Regions from separate parts of the Mus musculus genome. Here all the other regions are linked to region 3. A link is a loop called in an ENCODE intact Hi-C map of the cell type or tissue named here. Cell type or tissue: left cerebral cortex. All regions are shown on one strand. Each heading gives the region's core, and the rest is flanking DNA. Links, peaks and the distances in the headings are about the cores only. Region 1 overlaps Sarnp (SAP domain containing ribonucleoprotein). Region 2 holds the start of Rps26 (ribosomal protein S26). Region 3 holds the start of Gdf11 (growth differentiation factor 11). Region 4 overlaps 9030616G12Rik (RIKEN cDNA 9030616G12 gene).

Region 1 (7,968 bases), core at 2,206-4,705, 50 kb after region 3:
AGTCTTTAAGTATATCAGAGGTTACTTCTTGATAAATTCTTAAAAACAAAATTGTGAAGTTAAATACAGTCTCCTTCACTTTAATACTATGTTAGCTCAGAGCACTAAAAAAGTACACATAGTTTTATGCTAGTAAGACACAAAAATAAATGAACAAGGTACTAAAGATTTCTCAGAAGTCCTAAAAAAGAAACCCAATGGTGCGATCTCCTCCCCATAACTTCAGGACGTTCTCTCGATTATTCATGAGGTCTGAAGGGTACAAATGCAGAGCCTCTTAAGGGCTTCTAGAGCCAACAAAGTTATCTAATTTGGAGGAATGAAATCTATAGTCAGAAAAAAACCCAAAGTAAACTTTCTCAGAAGAACCTCTGTATTCTCACCTTTTGTTGGAACTGAAGAAATTCCAAACCTGTAAGAAGAAAAAACAAGCTAAATTTTAGGAAGCTGTTCACACCCTTAGTTGTCTGTGTCCGTGTCAAGGGTGCATGACACTTCTTTCTTGTGATCTCAAACTTTGCAATCATTAGCTAATTCTAACAACCCCATGAAAGAGGTTCAGTTTACTCTCCTTCTCACCAACAGTCCAGGAGTCCACTAAACGAACTCTTCAGACTCAGGAGCAGCTGCCAGTTCCTGACTTTTACCTATCATAAAAACCCTGACCAAAGATGGCAAAACTCAGTGAAAGCTATAACATCCAAATCAGCAGAAATGTCCTGAGTATGACCCAAACTGTATTCATTAAGTTCAATGAAAACACTTCTACTGAAAACCAACAACTATAACAAGAAACAAAGATCTGACCCCCTACACCACCATAACATTTCTATCTTGTATCCAAACAGGTAGAAGCACTCACCTAGCCGCCCGGGCAGCCTTCTTACTCTCCAGGCTTACAGGTACATTGAATCGTTCAGCCCTCTTCTGCATTCTCTAAGTGATATTAAATGAAAAAATTAAAACTGTAATTTCTTGTTTAAAAAAAAAATTGGTTATGGTCATTTCTTAAGATCTAACGGAAATACTGACAACTTTAGACCATATCAGGTAGCAGCCATTCTAAGGCTTAACACAACAATTGTTTCTAGAAAGCAATCAATCAATTAATCTCTCTCTCTCCCCGTATTCACATTCTCAAAAACAAAAAGAATAAAATCCATATTCTACACAAACCCCAAAAGTTCTATCTTGTTTGAAAAAGTGTATCTTGGGGGGGGATAGTATATCAAAGGAGCATATTGGTTCCAGTACAGGTAATCTAAAAACACCACCACCACCACCACCACCACCATCACTTCCTGCCTGAATTCTAAAAGAAGTGAATAAATCTCAACTATAAGCCAGGCATAGAGGTACACTCCCAGCATTCAAAAAGCAGAAGCTGGTGGATCTCTGAGTTCGAGGCCAGCCTGGTCTACACAGTGAGTTCCAGAACAGCCAGAGCTACACAGAGAAACCCTGTATAAAAACAACAACAACCCCTCTACCTTGAAAGTACAAAACTGAACACAAGATCTCAAATGAAACCTGATTTCAAACATCTTGAGATAGAATCCAAAGAAATTTCACTCTCACCAGCTAACAACTAACAACTTAAAGGAGTATCTGCCATTGCTATTTTTCCAAAGTACACACAATCCTCTCAAACTCTAATCCTATACCTATAGACTTATTAAGTTACTATTAAGGCTACAGTGGTATATGTAATCTATGACAGCTTAAAGATAACAACTCACTATGCCAGTCCAAATATTTTCCTGAGTTGGTGGAGAAAGAAACATCAATTGTCAATATTCCCCTAATTCCCTTAAATAATTTGTCTATGAATAAATTATTTACATGGATCAAACTCAGGCTTTAGCCACAGAGATCTTTACCCAGAGTGCCAACTTAACAGCCCTAAATGAAAATTTTACATAATGATGATGACAGAGAAAAGGTTAAAAACAGGAACAGCCAGGCATGGTGGCACATACCTAGAATCCTAACACCCGAGATGCTGAAGTACAAAGATTTTGTTTGGGGCCAACCTGAGCTACAAAGTAAATTGCTATTCTAAGGAACAAAAAATAAATATAAAAATGAGAACTCAGTAGTTGAAAGTGCAGGCTGTGCAAGTCTGATAACAGGAGCCCATGTAAAGGCAGAATGTGCTAGTATACAGCTATAAACCAAGTTTTCCTGTGGCAAGATGGGAGGTTGTCATCTTCTGGAAGCTCATGGGCCAGCTAGCCTGGTGTACACATCACAGCACTGGAAACAAGAGTCCTGACTAAGTTCAGCAAGATAGTTCAGTGAGTAATGTTCTTTAATGCCAAGCCAGACAACCTAAGTTTTATCTCTGCAACGCACATGCTAGAAGAAAAACCAATTCCCCCAAGTTGTCCTCTGACCTACACAAGCGCACTCGCACACAAACACGGCTCCCCCATATATAAATAAAATGTAATTTTAAAAAATGTTTTTAAAGGAGAGACCTCTACCTCAACAAAGTGAAGGCAGTCCTCTATCCACACATATACCATGGCATTTATGCATTCACAGCCCCACCCACACCTCAATTAAAATTTAAAAAAGAATACTTACTTCAGTCTGAGGTATCCCAGATGTAATCTTTACCACCTTCTTTTCCGATGCCCTAAGAAGACAGATTTTTAAAAGTCAGAAAACTGCTATCTTAACCCAAAGCATTAGAAATGTGCAAGAATCACCTGAGTTATATCCTCTGCCCCACATGTGTCTACCACCCCTTAATCCAAAGAAACATGAAGTCCATAACAAGTCTGACTCCTTGAACTGTCATCAACTGAGAAGAAAAATTAAAATAAAACTAAGTTATTTTAACTGAAGTTCGAGACCATAATCAGCAAAGAAGTCAGGCTAAAAATACAGGGATGAAGGGACACACACATAAGTCATTTCATTTGCTTTTAGACACTTTATAGTTACTTTTGAACTAAGAACTGTATCTCCAACCTCCAATTATATACAAACTCAATTTTTATCACAATATTTAACTAGCGCTGAACCAGCCCTGATTTCCTTCTTTTATAAGTCCCTATTGCTCCCGTGGGATTGTAGCTCTAGCTGAAACCGTCAAAGCAGAACAAATAAAAATGCCACAGGAAGTGGGTGGGAGAAGAAAGGCTGAATTAGGAAAACATGGCGAGTTACTGGTCAAAAGGCTTAAGAGAAAACAAAAGAGGGGGACCGCAGGGGCAGGAGACAAAGTTCGGAAGTCCCCAGGATAAATGGAAGGGCATTAACTCTCCAACAAACAACTCCCATAAAACTGCGGGTCATAACCAGTCTCATTAAGGTCCCTTATTTAGAGACATGGGCAGCTTTTGTTCCAATATCCCAAACACTTTTCCCATTTGATGCCCTGAAAGGTAGTAATGGTTTAATGACATTTTCAGAGGAAGCAATTCTGGAACCTGATTCTCCTCCATCTTTTTGTTGGAAGTCCTTAGACTAACAGGCAAGCAAAGAATGCCCCCTGCTGACCATAAGGAAGTCCTACAATATTTGTTTTGGCTCAGGAGAAAAAAAAACTTAAAACAAGATAGAGAAGTATATTTACACATAACTTCAGGCGTAAGATGATGTAAAGAGATTTCCTTTTGGATATACAAGGGATTCTAATCAGCCTTGGAATATTCAGACTGTTTGCTAACTCTCCATTTTTTTTTATTGCTGTTGTCTGAAACATGGCCCCTTTCATTCAGCCAAAGCTATCTTCAAACTCCTAACTCTCCTTCCTCCACTTCTCTAATGCTGAGATTACAGGTGTGCACTACTATACAATCCCCTACCTTTTTTATCTTTTTAATGCTGGGTGTCACCTTATAACCCTGGCAGGCCTGTAAATTCCTATATAGAACAGATGGCCTTGAACTCTACTTGCCTCTGCTTCCTAAGTGTTGGGATTAAAAGAATGGGCACTGCCAGACATGGTAGCACTCACATTTAAGTCCTATATTTGAGAGGCAGAGACAAGAGGTTATCTGTGAGTTCAAGGCAAGACTGATCTATATACTAAATTCCAGAACAGCCAGGGCTACAGAGACCCTGCCTCAAAAAACAAATACCAGTGCTCAGGAGGCAGAGGCAAGGACAGCCTTGTCTACAGAGCAAGCCCCAGAACAGCCAGGCTGTCTCACAAACCTTGTCGTGAGACAAACCAAACAGGCCTGATCCACCAGGCCCAGTAAAACTGTTTTTAATGAAATTGGACTTCAAGTAAAACATAAACTTTTACTTCTTTTTTCCTAAGACAGGGGCAAAAGCTAGGTTTGGTGGCACACACCTTTTAAATTCCAATCCTTGAGGGGCAGGGAAAGCCAGAGCCAGTCTTCTCCATCAACATCAGGATAATGACTTCCACGTTTTGATTTGGTTTATTTTTTTGTTGTTTTTGAGACAGTACCTCAAATACTTGGCTGAGAATGCTACCAACTTCTGATCCTTCTGCTTCCACCTCTCTAGTGCTGGGATTATTAACACACAACACTGCATCTAGTTTCACTGAGAGCTGGGGACTTAACCCAATGTTCACATCTTGAAAAACAATCATTACAGTAAACCTCAGAGTAAAAAGAGAACCTGAGAGGGAACTTCTCATATTATATTCCAATTCCCTTAGACACATTAAACCCAAGCAATAAATGCACATCACACCCTCACAGGATTCATGGGAAATTTCTATTCTTAATTGGCTAATTTCTCTATTCAGTCACATACAAAATTATTTCCCTAAATATAAGGACTCAAAATCTTTCCATATAATTTTGCCTAAAACCATAACTATTTCTCTGCAAAGCAGTATTACTATATCCAATTCTGTTGGTATAATTCTGTGAGTTCAAGGCAAGACTGGTCTATATACTTAATTCCAGGACAGTTTTTAATGTCTTTCTTGCAAAATCCATTAAAAGGATTAAAGCCATTAAAAGAGATTTATACTTTACATATTCTTTTTTTTTTTTTTTTAAAGATTTATTTATTTATTTATTATATGTAAGTACACTGTAGCTGTCTTCAGACACTCCAGAAGAGGGCGTCAGATCTCGTTACGGATGGTTGTGAGCCACCATGTGGTTGCTGGGATTTGAACTTCGGACCTTCGGAAGAGCAGTCGGGTGCTCTTACCCACTGAGCCATCTCACCAGCCCCTACTTTACATATTCTAATATGACCCATTTTCAAAAAACCTCTTTACTTTTAACCCAAACAAGCTAATTACCGCTACATTCATTTGCTCTTTATTCCTGTACCAGAAATCCCCAAACTACTTTAAAACTATTTCACTAAATCATTTTCTCTAGGTACTATATCTAATTATAAAGCTATATTGCAGGCTGAGTATAGACTGTATACTTAGTATACATGAGGTCCTCAGTTTAATCTGAGGATAAAAGTGGGAGTGGGGAAAATTAAATTAAAACAAAAAAAAAATGTTCTGGAAAGTAACTGTGGTTTGAACAGTAACAGCTACAAATTCTACAAGTAGGCCCCAAGTGGGATTAGATGGTATGGCCTTGTTGAAAGTCCCCCACAGGCTCACAGATTTCAATGTTTGGTCACAAGGGAGTGGCATTATTAGCTGTGCCTTGTTGGAGGAAAGGAGGGCTTTGAGATTTCAAATCCTCAGTCCAGGTGTATTAGAGTTCTCTAGAGTCACAGAACTTACGGAATGTCTCTCCATTTATCGTGAAGATTTACAGTCCGTTGTCCATCTAAGCCAACAATGGGCTGCTGTGGATGCCAAGTGCAAGAATCCAGTAGTTGTTCAGTTCCACAAGGTTAGTTTTTTAAGCTACTTTTCTGTAGAAGTAGGTTCTAACAAATGTGCTGGCGAGTAAATGCAAGCCGTTGAAAAGGAGTGGATCTTCCTTCTTCCAAGGTCCTCCAGCAGGCCTCCAGCAGGCGTGGCCCAGATTAAAGGTGTGGATTTGGTACTTGCTCTGTCCCAAACTGACCTTGAACTCAGAGATCTCCTTGCCTCAGTCTCCTGGGATTACAGACGTGTACTACCTTTCCTGGACCTAAGCTTTTCCTGGTCACGATGCCTCAAGATCTCCATGCCAAGATCCAGGTCAGAAACTGTCTTTCAGCCTCAAGATCTGGTTCACAGGTGAGCCCTCCAATTCTGGATTGTAGTTCATTCCAGATATAGTCAAGCTGACAACCAAGAATAGCCATTACAACAGGCACTGTCTCTGTCCCCCCAACCCCTTATAGGAGTGAAAACAGGCATTTAGGAAAGTTCTTCATATAACTTGCTTGTGCCTTCAGGACCTGCTCAGCCCAATAGCGTATAATTCCACTTGACAATAGATTGCTGCTGAGCGTGTCCTACTTTATGACTTTGTGGGTCCAGTAACACCCAGATAATGATGGGCAGTTCAGGTCATATGGTAATTTGGTGGCCCATTGTCAAACCTTCAGTTTCCACTAAGGCCCAATAGCTGGCCAAGAGCTGCCTTTCAAAGGGGAAAAATAGTTGTCTGAAGATGATGGTAGAGCCTTGCTCCAAAATCCCAAAGGACTCCTATGATTCACCTATAGGAGCCTGCCAATGGCTCCAAACAGCATCCCTATTTGCCACTGATATCTCAAGTACCATTGGGTCTGCTGGATCATCTGGTCCAAGGGGTATAGCAGCCTGCACAGCAGCCTGGCCTTGTCATAGAGCCTTCTTCTGGTCCCAGGCCCCACACAAAGCTAGCAACGTTCCCAAGTCACTTGGTATATGGGTTGGGAGTAACACACCCAAGTGAGGAATCTACTGTCCCCAGAATTCAAATAGGCCCATTAAACATTGTGTTTCTTTCACAAGGAATATTTCTGCATGCCTCACACCACTGAACTCCTAAGAATTTCAGAGGTAGAAGGTACTTGAATTTTGGCTGGATTTCCTATCCTGATACACATATATGTTATCAATGAGTTCAAAGTAGTTGCTAACTCCTGCTCACTTGGTCTATTCAGCATAACATTGCCAATATAGTGCACTTAGACGAGCAGATGATCAAGATCCCTTCTAACTAAACTACGACACAGGGCAGGAGAGTTAATATATCTTTGAGGCAAAACTGTGATGGTGTACTGCTGGCCTTGCAAACTGAAAGCAAATTACTTCTAGTGGTCCTTATGGACAGGTATTAAGGAAAAGGCATTTGCTAGATCAATAGCTGTATATCAGAAACCAGAAAGTGTGTTAATTTGCTCAAGTAAGAACACCACATCTGGTACAGCAGCTTCAATTGGAGTTACTACCTGATTTTTTTTTTTTTTTTTTTTTTTTTGATAGTCAACTGTCATTCTCCATGACCCATCTGTCTTCTGCACTGGCCAGATAGGAGAATTAAAGGGAGATGTGGTGGAAACCACCACCCCTGCGCCTTTCAAGTCCTTGATGGTGGCACTGATTTTTGCAGTTTCTCCAGGGATGAGATACTGATTCTGATTCACTATGTTCCCTGGCAGAGGCAGCTCTAAAGGCTTCCATCCAGCCTTTCCAACCATAAAAGTCCTCACTCTACAGGTTAGGGAACCAATGTGAGAATTCTCCCAACTTCTAAATATATCTATCCTAATTATACATTCTGAAACTGGGGAAGTAACCACTGGATAACTACTGTGAGTCAGACATCAGCCAAAACTCCATTAATCACCTGGCTTCCATAAACCACTATTTTAAATGGGGTTAAACAACGTTTCTTGAGATTTTCTGGAATCAGCATCAATTCAGAACTAGTATCCAAAAGTCCCCCGGAAAGTCTAATTGTTCCCTTTCCCCCAGGGTAGTTATCCTTGCAAAAGGCCGCAGGTCTCTCTGGGAAAGAACTGAAGAAAGGCTAACTGCAAAACTTTTAGGTATCTTATCAAGGTTCTTCCTCAGGGGAACCTCACTACCCCTTCATTCACTTGGTTCCAGGTCTGCAAACTGGCTCAAGTCTG
Region 2 (7,968 bases), core at 3,297-5,796, 270 kb after region 3:
TTGCATAAAAAAAAACAAAACAAAAAAACCAACAACAAAAAAAGTAAAGAAAAAGAAGAAAACAACAACAAAAAACAAAATGCCAAAATCCACACAGAGAAAAGAGGTGTTCTCTCTCTCTCTTTTTTTTATTACTCTTAAAAAAACAACACCACAAAAAAGTGGAGGGAAGGGAGAGAATTTCTAAATAGACACTTTTCCAGACCTTTGTGTGTGTGTGTGTGTGTGTGTGTGTGTGTGTGTGTATGTGTGTGTGTGTGTGTGTGTGTGTGTGTGTGTGTGTGTGTCAGTGTCCAAGCTGCAAGTGGAATTTTATAATACTTCTGGCAGCTTCTTTCCTTGTGTATATAATATATATATATTTTTAATCAGAAATTATGAAGATCAAAAATAGAATAAACACAGAAGCAAGTGCAATACCACCTCTCCTTCTCCCCAGAGTTCCTCTGTAGCCTGTTCGGTGTCCCCTTTGGCCCTTGACCCTTGACCTTGTCTCTCTTCCTCTGGTTCCTGACCTATTCTCCCCTTCCCTCTTTTTAAAGAGTTTTTCTCTTTTCTCAAAGGGGGTTAAACCAGCTTTTGAGACTTACTGCAAAGCATTTTGTATATGTAACATACTGTAAGTAAATATTTGTGTAATGGAGAAATACTACTGTAAGTTTTGTACTGTACTGGCTGAAGGTCTGTTATAAATAAACACGAGTAATTTAACCCCTGTTTGTTCTTGAAGACTCCCTTTCCCTTGTTTTCCTTCTGGGAGGGAGGCAGACTTCATACCAACTATTTCTCTGTTCAAGACTTAGACAAGTCTAAGACTGAGAGGAAACCAGACAACACTACTGAAGTTGTTGGTCTAGCAGAACAGATTTTTTTTTTTTTTTTTTTTTGGTTTTTCGAGACAGGGTTTTTCTGTGTAGCCCTGGCTGTCCTGGGACTCACTTTGTAGACCAGGCTGGCCTCAAACTCAGAAATCTGCCCACCTCTGCCTCCCAAATGCTGGGACTAAAGGCATGCACCACCATGCCCGGCGTCAGAACAGAATTTTTTAAAGGCAGGGCGTCTCTCTTTGTAGCCTGGCTAGTCTGGAACTTAAAGGAATCTACCTGCTTCTGCATCCCAATTTCTGGAATTAAAGGTGTGGGCCACCGTGACTAGCCTGTATTATTATTTTAATTTATTTTAGATTATACTTTGATTATAACATTTCTCCCTTTCTTTCCTCCATATACCTAGCCCCAGTTTCTTTCAAATTCAAGGTCTTTTTTTCTTATTATTATAATAACATAATGATTTATATTATTATTATTATTATTATTATTGCACATATGCATACATGTATATAATATGCATATATTCCTAGATATAGCCTGTTCAGTCTGTATAATGCTACCAGTATGTATGCATCAGTGTTTACCATTTGCTACAGGATAACCAGTTGGTATGGTCTTCCCTGGGGACCTCTCTCGATTTGCCCCCAGCTTTCTCCAGTTGCCTGCACTTCTTTGTGCGGGACTGAGGCCCCATGGGCTTTTCCCTATTCAATGTGATGTGTTCTTTGGTATCATCCTTGTCCAACCTGCATTTGGGCAGTAGTATTGGTAAGATTACATGGGTGTGGTTTCTGATGCTGCAAAGGAGACACACTCTCAAGGCAAACTCCCTGATCCTCTGGCTCTTACAGTCTTTCACCCCCTCTTCTGCAATGCTCCCTGAGCCTCAGGTGCAGAAATGTTTTTGTCATTGTATCCATTGGGACTGTGCTCCACAACTCTGCATTTTGATTGGTTGTGGTTTTCTGTAGTGGTCTCCATCTGTTGTAAAGAGAAGTTTCCTTGATGAGGGGTGAAGTCTATACTTTGTAGGTGTAAGGACAAACGTTTATAGATTGTTGCAAGGGATTATGCTGGCATAGTAAATTAGAAGTCATAGCTTGCCGGGCAGTATGGCACACGCCTTTAATCCCAGCACTTGGGAGGCAGAGGCAGGCGGATTTCTGAGTTCGAGGCCAGCCTGGTCTACAGAGTGAGTTCCAGGACTGCCAGGGCTACACAGAGAACCCTGTCTTGAAAAGAAGAAGAAGAAGAAGAAGAAGAAGAAGAAGAAGAAGAAGAAGAAGAAGAAGAAGAAGAAGAAGAAGAAGAAGAAGAAGAAGAAGAAGAAGAAGAAGAAGAAGAAGAAGAAGAATTTGTAGTAGCTTCTCCTCCAATAGCCATGGCTTCACTAGCACTGAGTAGTTAACTAGCTTTCCATGGTCCCCCTCTCACTGACTGGTTCTTTTGGTTTTTTTAAAGATTTGTTTATTTATTATATGTAAGTACACTGTAGCTGTCTGCAGACATTCCAGAAGAGGGTGCCAGATCTCCTTACGGATGGTTGTGAGCCACCATGTGGTTGTTGGGATTTGAACTCAGGAGCTTCAGAAAAGCAGTCAGTGCTCTTAACCCCTGATCCATCTCTCCAGCCCCTCACTGACTGGTTCTTAAGTCCAACCAGAGAGTTGTTGGTTACTGTGAAAATATGTGTGCCACTACTGCACCTTAGGGTTATATGCCATGCTGGTCATTGATGTGGTTAGTGGGATCATAGCAGGAGAACTTTAGGTTGACTCCCTCAGATGGTGCCCTCTGGTACCAGGAAAGCTAGATTTCAGGGAGGAAATATTCAGGTCAGTTCCACCTCAGGGGTCTCTGGGCCTTGCTTCTGACATGCTTCCTGTATTCAGAAATAGCAGGAACATACCTTCCATCTCAGAGATAACCAAGGGCAACAGGAAGAGGCTGCTGCATGCTTGAGAGTCTCTTGGACAACCCTGGCCAACACCTCAAAAGATGGATTCTCTTTTTGGTATTGTTTGGTACTGGGGTTTCGTTGGGTGGTCTTTAGCTCTCAGAGGGAGCACCATCAGCCCCGGTGAGAAGATGCATTAAAAATATATGTGTGTATTTATTCATGGGTTGATGTGTATTATAGGGTTTCTTGGTAAGTAGGTAATGCAGTATAATTTTTTGTGGCTTTTTACAGAAATGTTTGTTTTTTTCTTTTTGGTTTTTTTGAGACAGGGTTTCTCTGTGTAGCCCTGGCTGTCCTGGAACTCACTCTGTAGACCAGGCTGGCCTCGAACTCAGAAATCCACCTGCCTCTGCCTCCCAAGTTCTGGGGCTAAAGGCGTGTGCCACCACTGCCTGGCAGAAATGTTTGTTATTTCATCCACTTCCTTCTTCTGTATTTACCTCCCTCCCTTTTCCCTAAAGAGGTCCCACGTCCCTATCAGATCAATTGTATACTACTAGTCTCTTTTGCCTTCTTTGAATCTTTTTCGGAATTTACTTTGATCTTCCTCCCTAAGGAACACCTCCCTTCCCATTTCCTTGATCAGGTCACATGTACACTGCCGCTTCCCCCGCTACTGCTCCCCAACCCCCGATCCTGGCAGTGGTTCCACTTTACTCTCCCACTTCTGCAGTTGCTCTAGGATATATGATATGTGAACTCACACCTGAAGGTTTGCAGCTAAGAGCCTCCAATGACAGTGACTTTCCAGGTCTGGGTTACCTCGTTCAGGGTGATCTTTTCTAGCTCCATCCATTTACCTGCAAGGTTCATGATTTATGTGTGTGTGTGTGTGTGTGTGTGTGTGTGTGTGTGTGTTTACAGCTGGACAGCATTCCACAGTGTATATGAACTACATTTTCACTACGTGTTTGTCAGATGTAGGACATTTAGGTTGTTCCATCTCCTGCCTATTGTGTTTGGAGCAGCAATGAGCGTGTCTAAGCAGGTATCTGCAGAGTAACATGTTGAGTCCCTCTGGCATATGCCAAGGAGAGATATGGCTGGGTCATGTGATAGATTTATCTCTTGAAAGTTCTCCACACTGATTTCCATAGTGACTATACCAGATTGCTATCCCACCAACAGTGAGTGAGTCCTCCCCATCCTCTCAGTCATTTCTTGTCAGTTGTTCCATTGATCTTTGCCATTCTGACCAGAATAAGGAAAAATCGCAAAGGTATTTTTATTTTTTATTTATTTATTTTATTATTTTTTTTTTTAAATTTTTTTTTTTTTTTTTTTTTTGGTTTTTCGAGACAGGGTTTCTCTGTATAGCCCTGACTGTCCTGGAACTCACTTTGTAGACCAGCTGGCCTTGAACTCAGACATCCGCCTGCCTCTGCCTCCCAAGTGCTGGGATTAAAGGTGTGCGCCACCACGCCTGGCTGAGAAATATCTTAAAAGAAGAAAGTTCATCTCTAGCAATTAGGGAAATGAAAATCAAAAAAAAAAGAAAAAGAAATTCAAGGTCACACTTGGCTAACCAAATAAGTTCCAGGTCAGCCTGGACTACTTGACTATGTTTCAAAATAAATAACTATCTGATAGACTTGATCAGTTAAATTGTGTTGGTACATACAATGTACTAACTACAGTGCTTCATCTGTGTTAATAGGATCTGGAAATAAAATGGTGGTCCAAGCCCAGCGTGGTGGCCTAATCCCAACACTCGAAGCCTCTATTTGGAAAGACGCATTTACAAATGGTTTATTTCTCCCAGGTCTTCTATTTCTAATTCCTACACTTAGAACACATATTTCAAAGAAATAAATCATGGCGTCTTAAGGTGGTTTAGCGCCGCCTTTAGTCCGTCTACTACGGGCAAGAGAGAACCTCTCCAAGTCGTACTACAACTCCCACAATGCATCTCTTTTGTCCTCCCACACTAGGGAGTGTGCGTCCGAATTCTGGATAACTTCCGCTCTGGAACTATCGTAAACCGGATGTTATAGAGCCTTGTAATCACTTCCTGGTTTGGGAATGTAACATTTTAATCTTCCGCCGGAAGGTTAAATAGTTCCACTGATATTTTTCGTCATAGACCATTTCTAGGGACTTATCACAACCCTACATTTCACAGGAAACTCTAAGTAATTAGGTAAATTCGAGCATAATAGCTGCTAGGGAGTAAATAGAATTACAGGTCGCTGAGGGTTTTTTTTTTCAGCGTGAGCGTAGGAATCTCGTACTATATAAGCGGGTCGGGCAAGCCGCCGGATCCTCTTTCGAGTCTTGGCTCCAAGATGGTGAGTGTCGCCGCGTGGTGAGCGCGCGGGCCTGGGTACTGGGGTAGAAGTAGATCTATGGACGGTAGGGACCTGAAAGTCAGAGTCTTGGAGGAGAAAGTGACAAAGGGTCCGTCCAGCCCGGACTTGGCGTGCTCGGGACTTGTACGGGTCTCTGTCGGGGCTGCGGGCGGCGGCCGGCCAGGAAGGGCTGAATTCTCGCCCCCTTTCCAATAGCGTCTCTTTCCATTCTCAGACCAAAAAAAGAAGAAACAACGGTCGCGCCAAAAAGGGCCGCGGCCATGTGCAGCCCATTCGCTGCACGAACTGCGCCCGGTGCGTGCCCAAGGATAAGGCCATCAAGAAGTTTGTCATTCGGAACATTGTAGAAGCCGCTGCTGTCAGGGACATATCTGAAGCAAGCGTCTTCGACGGTAAGTGAGCCACAGCCGTGATTTGTACAGGGACGAAGAGTGAGGAGGGTGTGTATGGCTCGTTGTCTTCAGCTTGGGGAGAAGGTGCCTTTTGTGGCACAGTAAGCAGGCCTAATGATGGGGTTTTAACTTGGTTTTTCTCTTGGGGTGGAGATTGAGGCTCATGCATGGTAGCCAAACCCCTGCATCCCATCCCTGTGAGAGACTGCCTATTTAGGAGAATCTGAAAAAGCATAATTCTTTAGTTATTGAAAAAAATTGAACAGCTTTTAAAACGGGCAAAGACTGGTTTGGGCAGTTTGTGACTTGGTTTTTGGCGTCTCAGAACTCACTGTGTAGACCTACTCAAGAGATCTTCCCTAGTGCTGGGATTAAAGGCGTGCACCACAGCACCTGGCTGGCTTTTGTCTGTTTGTTCATTGTTTTGTTTTTTTCTTGACCTAACAGTAGTAACCATGAGGCCTGCCAGCAGAGTGAGACTCCCTAACTTGAGCTATTCTCATATTGTGTGGCCCACTTTGGCTTTGAGGATGCCTTGGCCTTTTGAGTGGCAACCTCTAGCCCAAGAGTTGAACTCTTGGTGTATGTTGGGTGTGGTGTTGGTTTCTCTGGTTTTCATTGGGTGTCATTTATCAGTAAAACTTGGAGGTTAGGGTAATCCTGACCAATAGAATAAGAGAATCACAGGAAAGGGCGTCTGTCTAATCTGCTTCTCGATTTCTCAGCCTACGTGCTTCCCAAGCTCTATGTCAAGCTGCATTATTGCGTGAGCTGTGCCATCCATAGCAAGGTTGTTAGGAATCGATCCCGCGAGGCCCGGAAGGACCGAACACCCCCACCACGATTCAGACCTGCTGTAAGTAAATTATTTTAACTTGGGACATACATAGTCTTACCCAGAGAAGTATCCATTAAGGTCTTATTTAGTCTGTGTGGCAGCTACGACCTACATTTAAATTTTAAAAATGCTTGTCTGTTTTGCATAACCTGAAACACTTTTAGTGATGCTAGGTGGGTGGTGGTTGGTTTCTTTGGTTTGAGGTGCTGGGTCCTCAACTTAATGCTGGTAAGTGCTCTACTGTGAACTACATGGGTGGGTGGGTTTGGTTTTTTTTGTTTTGTTTTGTTTTAAGAAGTCTCGCTGGAAGCCAGGCGTGGTGGCGCACGCCTTTAATCCCAGCACTCGGGAGGCAGAGACAGGCAAATTTCTGAGTTCGAGGCCAGTCTGGTCTACAAAGTGAGTTCCAGGACAGCCAGGGCTATACAGAGAAACCCTGTCTCGGAAAGAAAAAAAAAAAGAGGTTTCACTGGCCTTCGCTCACCTAGGACTCTTGATTCTTCTGCCTCTAGAATGCTGGGGTTAAGTAGGCAACCGCAGCAGATCCGAGTACCTCATTTCTAATTTAGCTCATCTCTTGTTTTTCAGGGCGCTGCACCTCGACCTCCACCAAAGCCCATGTAAAGAGGCCGTTTTGTAAGGACGGAAGGAAAATTACCCTGGAAAAATAAAATGGAAGTTGTACTTTACATGGCATCGGAGTGTGTTTATGTCGAGACTCTTGTGTGCGTTTCAGGGGGTCCATAGTGCAGAACTTGGTGCTTTGGGCTCTGTACACCTTATTTTCTAAGGCATTCTCTGCAGGCTGGCCAGCAGTGAGCTCCATGGATCCCGTTTATGCTGCCTGGACTCCCAGCAAGCCATGGGATTACAAGTGTGTTCACTGGGCTCAGCTTATGGACAGGGTTCTGTGGATCACCTGGATCCTTGTAAGACTTAACAAGCCAGGGTTTCTGTTTTTATGGTGCAGGGCACTCACTGGTCCCCGGCCCTACAGACTTTAATGTGACCATAGGATGTTAAAGTTTTAAGCCAGTTTAATTTGTTTTGAGGCATGGTCTCATGCCTTCATGTCTTGCTGGCTTTGAACCTAGATGCCTCAGTACCTGTGAGTCAACCATCTCTGGCTAAGTTGACCACTTAACCTTTATCTGAAAGGAGGCCAAGCTTTGACTGTAGAGCACAGACTGGCCTTCACCCTCTCCCCTCAGCCTCCTAAACACTGGCATTTGCAGGTAGTGAAACACCCACCCACACCCCCACATACACTCCTGGTAGGTACCTGGTAACTTAAGAGCCTGGTAAAAGGTCATTATCATAAAGAGAGGATTTGGAAAAGTTTCAAAGACAATAAAAGTGGGGAGAGGGAGTGGAAGAGATAGCTCAGCAGTTAAGAGCACTCACTGGCTGCTCTTACAGAGGACCCAGTTTTCGTTCCCAGCACCTATGTAGCAGCTCTTAACCTCTGAGCCATCTCTCTAGCCCCTTGTTTGTTTGTTTGTTTGTTTAGACAGGGTTTCTCTATGTAGCTCTGGCTGTCTTGGAACTTACTTTGTAGACTAGGCTGCCTGGAACTCACAGAAATCCAACTGTCTCTGCCTCCCAAGTGCTGGTTGGCACTCCAAGAACCAAGAGACTG
Region 3 (7,968 bases), core at 2,522-5,021:
CCCTGTATCCAAAAAAAAAAATTGTATTTAATTAATTAGTTAATTAATTAAAAATAAAACAACTTTGCTCTGATGGGCTGAGAAGGTGGCTCATTGGTGGATAGAATTGACTGCTCTCCCAGAGGACCCATGTGCAGTCTCACACCAGGTGGCTCACAACTGTCACTCCATCTACAGGGGATCTGACACCCTTTCTGCATTCCATGGGCGCCTTCATCTTTCTGCTGAGACAGAGCACAGATGAGCATTTAATCAATGAGACAAAAGCAAAGCTATGTGTTTGCTGGTTACTTTTTTATGTCTAGTCCCTGGGACTGAAAGCCAAGGACACTAGGCCAGGGCAGAGAAAGAACTCATCCCATGGGTGAGTCTAGTCCTAGGCCATATGGTCCTGCCTTTAAGATGTTTACGGGCAGGGCAGGAGAGATAGTTCAGCTATCAAGAGAATAGCTTGTTCTTCTAGAGGACCATGGTTCTGTTCCCAGCATCCACATGGTGGCTTACAACTGGAGCTCTAATTCTAAGGGACCTGGTTGCCTCTCTGGACACACGTGCAGTGCACTCACATACATTCAGGAAAGATACTTAGAAACACAAAATGGGGGCTGGTGAGATGGCTCAGTGGGTAAGAGCACCGACTGCTCTTCCGAAGGTCCGAAGTTCAAATCCCAGCAACCACATGGTGGCTCACAACCACCCGTAATGAGATCTGATGCCCTCTTCTGGTGCGTCTGAAGACAGCTACAATGTACTTATATATAATAAATAAATAAATAAATCTTAAAAAAATGGAATCCTCACATAATGTTTAAAAAAAAAAAAAAAGAAACACAAAATGAAAACAAACAAATCTCTTTTTAAAAAAGTAAAGACTTTTGCAGACACAGACAAAACTACAGTATGGTGTGATGCCTATAGTGAGGAGGAGGCCTGGATCCTGGGTGCTGCTTAGCACAGGGCGGTGGGCACAAGAGAATGTCAAAGTACCTAAGATGCGCTGAGCATGACGGCACATACCTTTAATCGCTGTACTCAGGAGATCATTATAAAGAGATGTCTGTGAGTTCAAGCCTTATCCACCTAGCAAGTTCTAGGCCAGCAAGGGCCACATAGTGAGATCCTATTTCAAAAGCAAACAACTCTAAGGTGGCTGTCAAAGAACGAGGGTTTTGTAGGAGGCATACTAAATGCTGCACTCAAACCGGTCAGGTTCCTTGCATAGGTGTGGAGTTTCAGTGAGAAAGCCAACAAAGAGGAGAAGTATCAGAGTGGGAATCAGCAGGGAATGTTGGTAATGCCAAGGCAGACTCCCTGGTCCTGGTTCTTTTTGTACCTTACACACACACACACACACACACACACACACACACTCTTCTGAGCCACTACTTTGATCTTTACAGCCAAGTACTCTCTCCTGACTTCTCACTGAGATTGGGTTTTCTTGGAATTCTGCCTCCAGTTTCCCTCTCACCAGCTTCCCTCATCTAACAGCTCAGCCCCTGCTTTCCCAGTGCCCAGATCAGCCCATCTGTCAGCATTTTGACATCTCTGGAAGAATAAACATTGAGCTCTCTCTCTCTCTCTCTCTCTCTCTCTCTCTCTCTCTCTCTCTCACACACACACACACACACACACACACACACGTTCCCCACTACCCCCACCCCCACCCCCTTTCCAGGAATATGATGTCTCCTGCTGGAAGGCTCTCAAGTTAGGATTTCAAGACTCTGGGAAGAAAGCAGTATGTAAAAAAGACACAGAAAAGGTGGGGATACCTGGAAACCCCCAGGCTAAAAAGGAAAGGGTAGATAGAACTGGTGGGCTGACATTCCTTAAGAAGGCTAGGGAAAATTGACTGGAAATTCAGAGAAGGTTCTTGGGAGGGGGCAGCTGGAGGCAAAGAAAGCCATGAATGAGCCTTAATGATTCTTACAGACTTCAGATTGTTCTAGACCTTCTTGATCACCACTACAGCCCCAAACACAAACTCTTTGGATCCTTCCTCCCAGCCCCCAGCTTCTCATAGAGAAGAAGCTAAAGAAGTTAGAGGGGCTGCCAAGGGACCCGGGCAAGATAAGTATAGGGTTTGGAGAACATGATACAGGAAGGGGCAATAATTACACAGTAAGGTCCTCTTGGGGACTGCAGGGTTTGTGGGCAGAAGACTTGGAAGAGTCCACTTCTCCAACACACCACCCCAGCCAGGAAAAGCTGCTCCACACCCCTAGAGAGGCACATACTAGAAGGGAAGAGAGTAGGGAGGTAAGCCTCCAGGGAGGTCCTCTCCCCCCACCCCCTGCTCCTACAATTCAACCATTTCACCCTCCTCACCCACCCCAAGGAAGCCCCCAAGTATGGAAGAATAAAGCCATTAGCCCCAGAGATAAGGCTTTTGGGGGGAAAATGGAGATAGGATTAGGGAATACTGTGTACCACTGCAACCTGACCTCGCCTAATCTTAGAAGCTAAACGGGGTCAGGTCTGGGGGGGCACTTGTGTGGGAAGAATGGGGAAATTCTCTCAAAGGAGGCAAGAAAAGTAGCTTTCTCCAAAAGCCCAGCTCTAATGTACAGGGCAGGAAGGGGTGCCGCAGATCAGGGAAGCAGTGTATTCCTCATACCCCACCCCCACTCCATCCCACTCTCCACCCCCGTAACAGCACCCTTGAGCCTTGGCCTCGAACACTGGCAACAGACTCCTCAGGAGCAGTTCTTGCTTCTAAGGCTGTTAACAGACCGCATACCGGAGAACGCACTTCCATCCCTCTACCGGCTCCCTCCCCTAGATACTTGCTTCCTTTTCACCCGTAGCTCACAACCTTCAAACCTAAATACCAGCCTCAAGACCCTTACCCACATTTGCTATGAACCAGTCAGGACCTGGAAGGAGGCGGGTATGGAGGTCGCTCTGGTAACCTAGGAGAGGGGCACCCCTAGCTGGAAGGCAGTTACCAGGGAGACCAGGGCAGTGAGCTGGGATCCAAGCCAGGGTTGGCACATACCGGTATAAGCAAAGGGTGGGTGCGTGGGCTGTTTGGTTGGCGGGTGACAGGGTCTCTCTAGGTAGCCCGGGCTGACCTTGACTTATAGCAATGATCTGCCTCACACTCTCTCTTGACACTTCGGCTTACAGACTTGCGCTATCACCCCAGCAAGCAAAAGTCTTAATGTTCTGCTTTCTTCCAACTCCTGTCCTATAAAGCAACTAGCGCCCCCTTCTCACGACTAGGTCTGGGGCAGACGGAAAGCTAGGAATTACTTTATGCGTCTTAGAGGAATCATAAGGGACCAAACCTGAGAGAAGTCAAGGAAAGAAGTGACTCTAGGAGGGGTTGAGGAAGAGACAAAGCTTACTCTTTTTCAAAACTTCGCCTGAAGATGTTGTTCACCAGTACAGCGTTTGCCTACGGTACTCGGGTTCGAGGTTGGGGAAAGGTACTCCTGACTTGAAAAGTCTGAAGGGCAAGTATCAAAACCACTGGTCTGACGTTTCATGTTATTCCACCAGAGGGCAGTCTTGTCCACTTAATGAATTACTAGTCCTAGCGATAAAGCCAGGGAGTGGAAATCTGTCGAGCAAATTGTTGAGTGCTTTCCTGGTATTTGGCCTATAACAACCCCTTGTGGACAAAATTACACAATTTTCTTCACCGCCACCACCACCTAGGTTCACTCACTGAGGGTCATTCAACCTTTAGTTAAGGCTGCTAAGAAATACATTCGTGAAAAGGGTTCTGCTGTTGGGTGTCCCAGTGTGAGGTTGCAAGCACAGTAAGAGGTGACGAAGGCTGACTGATACTATTAGAGTGCTTTGTCAGACCTCATGCTTCAAAAATAGCTGTGGATTCTAAGGTGTAAGGGGCTTTAATAAGCTGGGCTGGCAAGGCGGCTCAGCAGATAAAGGTACTTGCCATCACACCTGATGACCTGAGTGTTTGATCCTGGAGACCCAGCACATGGTAGAAAGAGAAAACTTACTCCATAAAATTATCTGATCCTTTTGTGCATTCTCCTAACCCCCACTCCCGCCTGGCATGCACACACACACACACACACACACACACACACACACACACCTTGTTCAAGTTCATACAGCCAGAAAGGAAGGTTGCTGGGACTTGGCATACAGGCATCCTAGATCTATTAGAGAAGCTACAGTAAGAAAGGGGATTCCTGAATGATTTATCTAAAAATTTCCTCTACACCGAGACCTAGTAAAAGTACAAATTTGGCCAAGAGATTTGGAGACTGGAAGTTGGATGCTAGGAATTAAGCTTGGGCATCACACTCAGCTCCTGAACTCCAGCTCCAGCTGAGAAGTGGGTCCAAGGAGAACACTTGGATGATAAAACAAGATTGGAGTGCTACATCCAGGTACGTAGTCTGTGTACATACTGCCATTCATCAAGTGAAGCCTGCAGGATAGGGCACATCTGAGCAGAGAGAGCTTCTGTACTTGGTCTGTGATGTTTGAGGAGCCTCGGGTCCCCTGGACTGGAGCGTTAGCAGGTATTATGCACCTACTGTTTGCTTCTCTCGTCTTTGACCTTCCACTCGATACAAGTTTGAGGAGGAAGTGAATGTAAGTTGTCCATTCTCTAAAGAAGCAGAAAGGGGCAGCACCATTTCTGCTCTCAAAGTGTTTGTGTTTTCAGAGACAGGGTCCCACTAGATCACCCTGGCTAGCCTGGAACTCTTTGTGTAGACCAGGCTAGCCTCTGCCTCCTGGATTAAAAGCATGCTCCACTACACTTGGCTGGTTTGCAATTTTTTGTTTGTTTTTGTTTGGTTTGTTTCCTGAAGAAAATAACATCAAAGTAATAGGTTTGAAAAATGGGAACGCAGCAGAGTATGCGGTAAGAACAATCAGGGCTCTGAGGGATCAGAAAGGGACAAAAGAGGATCCTGAAGAAGAAGCCCTGACTCCCTGACACTCTTGGCCGGCTCCGAGGTAATCCTCACAACTAGTTGAAGGTAGAAATTATGGTCTCCATTTATAGATAAAGAAACTTGATGATTGCTCAGTGGAAGAGTTCTTGCTTTGTATGCACAGCCCCTTGGTTCTACCTCACCCCACACCCAATTCAAGGTACAGGGAAGAGAACACAGAGAGAGGGAGAGAAAAACTTGGTAAGTTATCGACACTCCCATGTTTTGGTCCAAAGCAAGGGAGTAATGAGAAGTTTCTGGATTGTGTTCCATTCAGTCCCTGTTCTTCTTCTTTTTTCTTTTTTAATATTTATTATGTTTATTATATATAAGTACACTGTAGCTGTCTTCAGACACACCAGAAGAGGGCATCAGATCTCTTTACAGATGGTTGTAAGTCACCATGTAGTTGCTGGGATTTGAACTCAGGACCTCTGGAAGAGCAGTCAGTGCTCTTAACTGCTGAGCCATCTCTCCATCCCTAAGTCCCTGTTCTAAATAGGAATAGGTCATGTATTCAGAGCTTCTCACCTACCCTGCTTCTCCCTCACAGCTGAACCCCAATAGTTACCCTCATTCCACTCCAGCTCCCAAACCCAATTCTGTTCTTTTGTTTATGCCTAACTAACTTTAACATATATATATATATATTTTAATTAGGGTTTAATTCCAGAGAGGAAACCAAAAACCTTCTACTTGGTCCAAGAATCCCAATAGTGAGGTCTATACATTTTACATTTATCTATATATTTTTTTGAGACAGGGCCTTCCTACTGACATTTATACATTTTGTTCAGTGAACACTGCGCGAGACACTGGAAGAGCAAATCTCAACCCCCTAACATTTTCAGTTTGCCAAGGGATCTTCAGAGACATGGGTCAAGGCATGCTTATACAGAGAGCTCTCTGGAGGCTGAGGCAGGAGGATAACTGAGTTTGAGGCCAGCCTGGGATGCATCTGAGACTCTGTCTCAGAGGATAGAGGAAAAGGAGAAGAAAGGGTTTAGGGGAGGGGAAGAGGGGGAAAAAGAGAAACAGAGACCTGGGAAGAGGGAACCAGCAGTAGTGGCTGAGCACACCTGTACACTGTCTTCCTCGTGTACTGAGCTGTCTGGCTGCGCTTAGGACCACACCTGAAGACCATGGCTGGTCCCATTCCAGAGTGGCTCCCCTTGGGGTTTGCTATCTCCACATTAGACATCTGAGTATAGACCCTGCTCTTACCCTTACGCCTAAAACTTCAAGCTTTCTCAGACATGTAAGACCTTACAAACACAAAGACGTAGCTAGGAACCCAGAGAGAGGGTCCAGATTCCTCGCCAAGCACCACTTTCAAGCCCTACCTCATCCCTCATCTGGCTCTTCCCCTCATGGCTCCCACCCTTTCCAGCCCGATCACGATCACTCTCTTTGTTCTATTAAACCTCAATCTCAAGATCACAGGCCTCCTAGATAGTTTTCTTCCGGGCTCAGTACTTGTCAACTTCTCAGCTTGTCCCTGGCCTCTTCCTCTCCTGACCGCCTTCATCCCTGTGATAAATCAGCCTGATGTTCCATTTTATGGGTTCTTTAAACATCCTGGGCTACCTCTGGTAGCTGAGGCTATTCTTCACATCTCCACCTCTTCCCCTTGGGTGTCTCTTTGCGCTCCAACCAAGGCTGACTTGTGTGTGTTACTTCCTCCCCTGGTCTTTTCTCTGCACCTGCCTCCTCAGGGGTTGCTACCTCCAAGGTATCCCCTGTCTCTGCCTCTCCCTCTTGCGCAGGGTACCATCAGCTCCCTCTGACCCATCCGTTCTCTTGCCCACCTCTCCTGCTCTCTCCTGTTCGACTCCGTAGAATTCGGTTAGCCACCCCTCTTTGCGCTCTACCTTTGTCTTTGACTCTCTCCACTCTTAACTGTCCCACTAGTTTTTCTGGTCGTCTTCAGTCTTCGCTCTTGCTCTCTAGCTAAGTCTCTCCCTTCTGTGACTTCTTTTCTCTCTTTTGTCTCTCCCTCTTCCCTTCCTATCTGGGTATCTTTGGATCTGCCTCTTCCCCCACCCCCAACCCCTACCCACCGCTCCGTCTGTCCCCGATCTCTCTGACTCGGTCCCTCACGGCCTCTCCCCCCCTCCCCCTCATCTTTCGGTCTCTTCATCTTTCTCTGGACCCGTGCTCGCTCGTGTTCTCTCTCTCTCTCTCTCTCTCTCTCTCTCTCTCTCTCTCTCTCTTTTCCTCGGTTCTCTCCGGCTCCCTCTCTCGCCTCGGATGACAGCGCTACCTCTTTTGTTGGCTCCGCAGCCAATCGCGGCCGCTGACGACACGGGGGCCGGGGCTATAAAGGGCCCGGCCCGGGCTTGGGCCCCCCCAGCTGCCCGCCCCGGCCGCCCGCCCGCCCCGCCCGTGCGCCCGCCGCCCCCGGCCCCCGGCCCCCCCTCGGCCGGGCAGCCCCCAATCCCGCGCCGCCCGGACCCCCTCCTCCTCCCTCTTCCCTCCGCCCCCTCCCCGCGGGACTCCGGCGTCCCCGCCCCCCAGTCCTCCCCTCCCCTGCAGCATGGTGCTCGCGGCCCCGCTGCTGCTGGGCTTCCTGCTCCTCGCCCTGGAGCTGCGGCCCCGGGGGGAGGCGGCCGAGGGCCCCGCGGCGGCGGCGGCGGCAGCGGCGGCGGCGGCCGGGGTCGGGGGGGAGCGCTCGAGCCGGCCGGCCCCGTCCGCTCCGCCGGAGCCGGACGGCTGCCCCGTGTGCGTGTGGCGGCAGCACAGCCGCGAGCTGCGCCTAGAGAGCATCAAGTCGCAGATCCTGAGCAAACTGCGGCTCAAGGAGGCGCCCAACATCAGCCGGGAGGTAGTGAAGCAGCTGCTGCCCAAGGCGCCGCCGCTGCAGCAGATCCTGGATCTGCACGACTTCCAAGGCGACGCGCTGCAGCCTGAGGACTTCTTGGAAGAGGACGAGTACCACGCTACCACCGAGACGGTCATAAGCATGGCCCAGGAGAGTAAGTGGGCTGCGGGGTGCGCGCGGTGCGGTGCAGTCCGGGAAGGACCCGGAAGCCCTTTCTGC
Region 4 (7,968 bases), core at 3,648-6,147, 82 kb before region 3:
ATGCCTAGCAGACATCTCCTCTAACTGCATCATCTTAAAGAAGAGGACAGACACATGGACAAGGGTCATGTTTATCCTCAGTGTGAGGGCTAGAGCTGGAGTCTCTAGGTTTCTGGGATAACGCCCTCTGTAAACTTCCATTTCTCCTTCCCACCTACTATAATTCTGTATGTGGGTGTGTGTCAACATGCAGGTATGGAAGCATCAATGTGTGTGTGCACATACATGTGTCTTTGCTAGGACATTCCTTAACTGCACAGCTAAAACCAGTAATGCTTGTGATGTATTACATAGGACATAGGTACAAAGCATAGATCACCTCATGCAAGCCTAGTGCAGTGTAAACACACCCACTGTGCTGACTAGGAAGCTGGGGAGATGGAGATGAAGTACCTTGTCTGAGGTCACACAGCCTCCCAGGAAGCCCCAAAGAAATTCCCACCAGAAACAGTTAGCCTCTCCAGCCAGCACCCGGTCCTATCGCAGACTTTTGGAGACCAGGATCAAAGTTTAGGAGGAGTGAGGGGGAGTGAGTGGTATCATTACTACTGGGACCCTAAGAATCTGAGGGTGCTTCACCCAGTGCAGGATCCCTGGAACATACTCTCTAGTGTCCAAAATGCAAGAATCAGAGGGCTACATGAGCTCCCCCACCCACGGAGACTCAGGCATCATACAAATGAGCAAAGTTCAAGCCACAAGCCCCTGCAGGACAGCAGCCTCGGGTACAGGACCCACTGTTCCACATGGCATTGTATTGGAGAACTGAAGAGAACATGGGCAATGGCTGCATGAGGAGAGAGGAAAGCATTATTACTGGGTTAGAGTCAAAGCCTGGCCCCCAACAAGCTAGGCTGGGTCACCCATCCTCTGTAGGCCAATTAGGCAGACAATAGAGAAAATCCAAAAATGGAAACCAGTATAGCCACACTAGGAAGAGGAACAAAGATTCTGGGCCGAGGGTTAAGTAGAAGGTGAGGGGCATGCGTAACTAAGCAGTCCTGGTCAAGATGTAGTTCCTTCACCACCTGGGCCTCAGCTCCAACCTCTCTTACAGGGTGGCCTACAAAGTGGCAGAACTGCCTTGAATATCTCCCCTCTGCCTGGTACCAGGTCTCTGCTTTTTCCATTGCTCATCATGACATTCCTAGGGGAAAAGTCAACCAGTGGGGAATCATTGTTTTAACAGTCCAATAGCCTAAGGGAGGGATACCAGAGTCTCTTCCTGGAATGATTACACTAGGCAAGAGTTAGGCAATGATTTCCTGATGCCCTTAAGGCAAGCATTCCCTGAGTGCCAGAGAACAGAAAGGGGTGTGGGGAAGCCCAGGACAAGGCCCTGGGCTATAGAAATATTTACTCACAGAGATTTACTCTCACCTCAAGTAGGAAGTTTCCACACACATACTCCTGTGTGGAATGTGAACTGGTAGGGGGACGTGGCAAGAGTCACGGAGCAGGAACTGAAGAGCAATGGGAAAACAGATGGGACCAGCAGCTATTGACCAACATCACAGAGGTTAAAAATGAATGCAACATTACCAAAAGCTCAGTCCCTGATGCAGTAGGGCGGTGTGTGTTATCAGCCACAGCTCAGCCCCTGGTACAATAGAGCTGTTTCTGATGTCAGCCACCCCTAGTGCAGTGGAGCTATGTGTGATGTCAGCCACAGCTCAGTCCCTGGTGCAGCAGGGCTGTGTGTGATGTCAGCCACAGCTCAGTCCCTGATGCAATAGGGCTTTGTGTGATGTTAGCCACAGCTCATCTCCTGGTGTAGTGGGGCTGTGTGTAATGTCAGCCACAGCTCACCCCCTGATGCAGTAGGGCTGTGTGTTATGTCAGCCACACACAGCTCAGTCCCTGATGCAGTAAGTAGGGTTGTGTGTGATGTCAGACACAGCTCACCCCCTGGTGCAGTGGGGTTGTGTGTGATGTCAGCCACAGCTCACCCCCGGGTGCAAAGACAAAGATGCTGATGAACATAAGGTTGACGCCTGGAAAGAATTGGTGCCACTCTTGAGGAGACACAGGTATGTGCCTGCATACAGAATTGTGGCTTAGTATTTTCATATCTTTCCACAGCAGGAATGAAGGTGGATTTAAGTCAGTCCCAGTTGCATATATAGGAACATCTATGAGAATCCTGTGCCTCTGCCTAGTAGCTGAATTGGTCCCTTAGAGAAATTCTGTAGAATTCTGATCCATTATTTAAAGGATTGTATTCCAATATTCAAATATTTCTGTGTTTTCTGTGAGCTAGCCATAAGTCAAAGCCTTAGTAATAACACCAAAGGCCATCTTCAGTCTTGTCTCAAGCTCTACAAAGATTCAGTCCAAGGTCAGTTTTAGAACAGTTTCCTCTAACTAGACTAGCTATTTGTATCTGTCTTAAGACAGCTTTATGAGTAAGCTGCTTTAATTTACAAAAGTTGTGCAAGATTTCATTCTTTTTGATTATTCTAGAGCAGTGGTTCTCAACCTTCCTAATGCTATGACTCTTTAATACAGTTCGTCATGCTGTGGTTGACCCCCCCAACTATAAAATTATTTTCACTGCTACTTTATAACTATGATCTTACTACTGTTATAAATTGTAATGTAAATATTTTTGGAGATAAAAATTTATGTATGTATTTATATATGTATTTATGTATGTATGTATGTATTCCTTTACAAACATGCTCTTACATATTGCCATTGAGGCATATATATATATATATATATATATATATATATATATATATATAATATATATATATATATATATAATATATATATATAATTTAAAGCAGGCTTTATTTCATTGGCATGCTAAAGAAAACTTATTTAAATTTATCTGACTTTCACAACTTAATTTGGGATTACTTTATATCCATCCACAATTTCCTACAAGAAACCATTTAGTGATGGAATGTGACTGTTTTGACAGAAAGCAGATCTCTGATTTTAACAGATCAGGAAAGGGTTAATTGTAAGGGGGAGGGATTGTGGAGGATACATATTGGTTATGGTTACATGACTATGCATTTGTCAAACTTTATACTGTTAAGTTACAATCTTACTGCACATAAGTTCATACTTCAGTAAACATGATTCAGAAGCTGAAACTTCCCTCACAAATGACCTCTTGAGTCTAAAATAGTGCTGTTGTGCTGGACTTTTCCCAAGAGATCATGACACTCACACACAACTGGAAAAGGCGTTGACCCTAGGTCCCTTCCTGCCTCTCCTGGGCTGAGGTGGGTTGGCTTGGTTTTTTTGTTTGTTTGTTTGTTTGTTTGTTTGTTAATGAAAATGTTGAGTGAAGTTCTCATTTACTGTCTAATAAGAGCTCCTGAGAGAACCACTAGCCTCTCCACCCGCCTCTCCACCCCAGATCTTATTTACTCCTAACTTGCCTCCAACCAGATGCAACTTAACGATTAGCAAATACTTTCTCCCTCAAACTGCTAAGTTAAGTTTTAATTAATTCCCTGAGGTCACCCTCAGCTTCCTGTCTCCTTTAGGCCTGTTCCCCAGCCTCATAGCCCCCAGGGCCTCTGCAGCAGTAATTACCTGCTGTAAATGAGGGCATCTCTGCACAGAGCAGCAGTAATTACAGCCACAGTAACTTCATAATTATTTTTGTCCCTCAACACTTAAAAAAGGGAAAAGTTTGCTGTTCAGCAATGAGCAGAGGAGCATCCGAGTAACACCCAGTTTGGTTCTCAAGTCTGCCTGGTGTTGGGCCTTGAAGGCATTTATTACTGCCTTTTTTCAGTGGTAAGAAAACTAAGAGCCAAGTGACTGCAAAGCTGTGTGGTGTGTGGTCCATATAGATGGAACTGAGACTTGAATCCAGAGGCCAAATACCTAGATCCCAGTACAGGATACTCCCTGATAATGTACTCTACCCTGATTACATTCGGGTTCTCTCTTTTCTCACTAGATCTGAGCCCACATCTGTTGCTTGTCCTCTGAACACCCAGATCCTTACAACATCAGGAGACCGTTGTCCTACAAAGCCTCTAAACACCTACTTGTTCTCTCACATCTGCCTTGCAGCCAGCAACCAGGCTCTGGGAGCTGGAGAGAATAGGGCTGTGGAGAGGTTATTAATTCCAGAGACAGTCCTCACCCCCCACCTGCCACCACACACACACACACACACACACACACACACACACACACACAGAGTTCTGCCAGACTCTGCCCACTTCCAAGCCACAGCTCCCACCCTCACTATTTACATTTACTTACACAGTCCATAAGTGCAACATATTATACAAAAGAGCAATATGGCAAAGATCTAATGATAGAAACAAAAGAGAAAGAAAATCATTTTTTAAGGTAGTGATATAAAATGGAGTCAGGAAGAAAACTAAAAAACATCCTAAGACCTTCGTATGTGTGGGTCCCAAATTTGGCTCACACTTGTTTAATAGCCAACTCCAAAAGGACAGTATAGTCCATTCCAGAGCTAACAGTGTCCGTGATTTAAAATAAAGAGGAGAGAGAGCTAGCTATCTTTGGAACTAAGACCAGACAGAAGGGTCTCCCAAGGACAGTCCTGGAAAGATGACTGTGGTCTCAGCCTTGACAGTGAATTTTCTGGGGTCGATCTAACAGCTGCCCTCAGCAGAGCGTGTACCATTGCAGCAAAGGCCCTCTGTGGCTGTGGGAGGGGCCGGATGCATCCTGTGCTCTGCGGCTTCGTGATGGAGCTTGACTAAAGGCAGAATTTCTCATCCTTCACTCCACAGTCATTGGAGCCTTAGTGTTGTTCCACGCACACTAGAATGTTTGCCCTCTATCCACTAGATGTCAGTAGCAGCCTTCCACCAGATGCCACCAAGCGTCTCCTGGGGGACAACCTCCGCCACCAGTTGAGAACCAGAATAAAAACTGCTGTTACCATTTCTGTTTGGACAGAGAGAGGCAACAAAAGGGTTCTTATTTTATTTTTATTACTTTTTACTGTTTTATTGAGGCATAATACAAGAACCATAAAATCCACTCCTTTAACGTATTCAATTCCGTGGTTTTTTTAGAGGATTCACAGGGCTTTCCAACCATGGCCACTAACCAATTTTGGAAACTTTTTTCATGATGACAAAAGGAAACTTTGTACACATAGCAGCCACCCTGCTTCCTTCCCTCACCCAGTGCCTTGACTGGCAACCACTAACCTAGTGTCTCGCTATAGACTTATATATTCTGGAGATATCTTACATAAGAGAATCATTCTGATTTGAGGTATAGGACTAGAGAGATGATTCTGCAGCTAAGAACACTGGCTGATCTTCCAGGGAACTTGGATTTGATTCCCAGCACCCACATAGCTCCTCACAGCCATCCATAACTCCAGTCCCAAAGGATCCAATGGCTTCCTCTGGCCTCCACAGTAACCAATCATGCAAGCAGCACAGACATACATGCAGGCAAAACATTCATACACATAAAATAATTTTTCTTAAAATGTAGTATCTTTACATTTTATTCAGTTTTAAATTAAAATATAAATACATCACTTTCCCCTTTCCTTTTTCTCCCTCCAGGTACCCCCCTCCCAGCTCTTCCCAGACCTCCCTCAAATTGATAGTCTCTTTGTCTTTATTAGTGTTACATGTACATAGATGTGTGTGTATACAAATATGTAACTACAACCTGCTGAGTCCAGTTTGTTGTTTGTGTGTGTGTGTTCTCAGGACTGACTACTCTAGAAGCTAATTCTCCCTCTCAAGTGTTCGTCAGTTGCCTTCAGTTCTTTGTCTAGGGTTAGGACCCCATAAAATTTCCTCCTTTCTATGTCAGCAAGTCCACTGATATTACCACTGTTTATGTCTTGTTATTCAGCCATTCTAGGAGAGACTTTTCACAGCAGACTTCCTGGTACTCTGGCTCTTGTCATCTGTCTATCCCCTCTGCCACCACGTTTCCTGAGCTGCAGATAAAGGGACTGTGGTGATGTGGTGATGTAGATATATCTTTTTGGCCTGGACTTTCCACAATCTGTTGGTCTCTGTGTGGTGTCCAGTTGTGGGGTTCAGTGGTCTCCATTCGCTGTAAAGAAATGCTTTTTTGATGAGGGGTAGAAGCTTGTACTGTGGATATTAGGATAAGCTTTAGAATGTAGAAAGGAACCGTGCTGGTCTAGGAAAGTGGCAGGAAAGCCCTCTGCTAAGGTTCAGGATCTCGCTCGTTGGTGAAGTTCACTAGGTTTCTAGTAGCAAACATGATTTCCCTCCCACTGAGTATGCCTTAAGCCCAATTAGACACCAGCATAGGAGTGCACTTATTGCATCTTCAGGGATAGATTGCTGTGCTGGTCACTCACTGGTCATAGGTGTTACAGCTTGCATAATATTTCTGGTACCATGGAGGCGAGACCACAGGAAGGCTCTCAAGTTAAATCCAGAGCTCCAGTAACCCAAACCCTGGTCCTAAGTCTATGGTGTCTTCAGCAATCACATTTAACCTCTGAGAGGCAACAAAGGGCCACATCATTAGTCTATACTGTCTTGGAAGTCATCCAGACTACCCTAGCTAATGATTTGAAAGACTTCTCATGCCTAATACTGGGGCCTACGTTCACCTATAGTCCTTATGGGGAGTATTGTCAGCCTAAGTTAATTAATGTCATTTAGTACATATAATATATTAATATATTTATGTTACATATTTTATATATTTTATATAATATGTTACATTAAATATTACATAGTAAATATGTTATATGTTATATGTTGCATGTCATATGTTATATGTCATATATCATAAATTGTATATCGCATATCATATATCATAAATCATATTATATGTTATGCATTATGTATTATATATTATACATAATACATTATGTGTTATATATTATATTGTATATTATGTATTATAACTATACATTATACATTAAATCCTATACATTATTCATTATAGTATATATTATACATTCAATAATACATTATCTAATACATTATACATTATACATTATGCACTACACACTATACATTATGCATTATACATTATATTAAATATGTTGATACAAATATAATTTAATATAAATTAAATGTATATGTGCTCATATGTGTATACACATAAGTTGTATGTATTGTGTGTCATTTGGGATAGTTATAAAATAATATTATTCCTTGAGGCTTGGAAATTAGCATTGAATATTCTAAAAAAAAATAAATAAAACAAAACAAAAAAATCCCTAAAATAAATCTACCACACGGCCCAGCTATTCCACTTGTTGGCCTGTGGCCAAAGGACTCAACATCCTTTGATTTGCCCTTCAACTCTCCTTTTTGTGTATTCACCTCCCTCCCTCCCCAGTTGGAGCCCCCTCTTCATTTTTAAGCTTCCTACTGAATATCTCCTGTATCCTTCCATTCGCCTCTCTAGTACCCTACCATGGCACAGTGATATTTTCTTGGTTTCTGCAGTTACTCCACACTGTATACTCACCCTGAAGATTTGAAGCTAGAATCTGCAGTTGAGAAAAAATGTGAGACTTTTCCCCCAGATCTGAGCTACCTTCTTCAAAATAATCTCTTCTCAGTCTGTCCAATTACTTGTAATTTTATTTTCTTTGAAGTTGGGTAGAATTCCACTGTGTATAGTTATCACATGCTCATTAACTGTTCATATTTTGAAGGACAATTGGATTGTTTCAGTTTTGCAGCTGTTGTGACCATGGTGGCAATGAGCGTGGCTGAACGAGTGTCTGTGGAGTAGGATGTTGAGTCCTTTGGCCACAGGCCAACAAGTGGAATAGCTGGGCCGTGTGGTAGATTTATTTTAGGGATTTTTTTGTTTTGTTTTATTTATTTTTTTTTAGAATATTCAATGCTAATTTCCAAGGTTCGTCAACATAGCATGTATGAGTCCTTCAGTCTTTATGGCCAAATGATACTCCTCTATATGGATACATTCTCTGCTATATGGATACATTCTCTACTATGTGGATACATTCTCCACTATATGGAT

The links. A loop is a pair of places that touch in the nucleus more often than their neighbours do. Peaks named below come from ENCODE experiments on the same cell type or tissue, not always from the same donor. Only the 100,000 strongest peaks of a DNase experiment are listed, where the experiment ranks them.
Region 1: a loop joins it to region 3, with 8 times the contacts of the local background. A loop is called at or near these places in 27 of 42 quality-filtered maps.
Region 2: a loop joins it to region 3, with 2.5 times the contacts of the local background. A loop is called at or near these places in 6 of 42 quality-filtered maps.
Region 4: a loop joins it to region 3, with 3 times the contacts of the local background. A loop is called at or near these places in 5 of 42 quality-filtered maps.

The regions. Positions count from the first base shown.
Region 1 is chr10:128,841,205-128,849,172 of GRCm38, reverse strand. Sarnp (SAP domain containing ribonucleoprotein) reads right to left here. Exons shown (of 11, transcript NM_025364.3): 5 at 2,590-2,641; 6 at 863-936; 7 at 384-412. Among named protein-coding and RNA genes, the nearest start is that of Sarnp, 23 kb to the right of the region's middle. In left cerebral cortex, for the core only: a CTCF peak has its summit at 3,500 (motif pointing left); a DNase peak (open chromatin) is centred at 3,456.
Region 2 is chr10:128,623,586-128,631,553 of GRCm38, reverse strand. It overlaps Rps26 (ribosomal protein S26), which reads left to right and starts at 5,048. Exons shown (of 4, transcript NM_013765.2): 1 at 5,048-5,078; 2 at 5,314-5,491; 3 at 6,217-6,347; 4 at 6,918-7,025. The coding sequence starts at 5,076. The coding sequence ends at 6,953. Ikzf4 (IKAROS family zinc finger 4) reads left to right here. Exons shown (of 8, transcript NM_011772.3): 8 at 1-711. In left cerebral cortex, for the core only: a CTCF peak has its summit at 4,635; DNase peaks (open chromatin) are centred at 3,500, 4,716 and 5,022; H3K4me3 peaks cover 1,401 bases; H3K27ac peaks cover 1,122 bases.
Region 3 is chr10:128,891,182-128,899,149 of GRCm38, reverse strand. It overlaps Gdf11 (growth differentiation factor 11), which reads left to right and starts at 7,432. Exons shown (of 3, transcript NM_010272.2): 1 at 7,432-7,903. The coding sequence starts at 7,465. It also overlaps a transcript of Cd63 not described here. In left cerebral cortex, for the core only: a CTCF peak has its summit at 3,489 (motif pointing right); DNase peaks (open chromatin) are centred at 2,982 and 3,507; H3K27ac peaks cover 349 bases.
Region 4 is chr10:128,974,534-128,982,501 of GRCm38, reverse strand. 9030616G12Rik (RIKEN cDNA 9030616G12 gene) reads right to left here. Exons shown (of 2, transcript NR_152816.1): 2 at 4,389-4,899. Among named protein-coding and RNA genes, the nearest start is that of 9030616G12Rik, 7.3 kb to the right of the region's middle. In left cerebral cortex, for the core only: a CTCF peak has its summit at 4,800 (motif pointing right); a DNase peak (open chromatin) is centred at 4,787.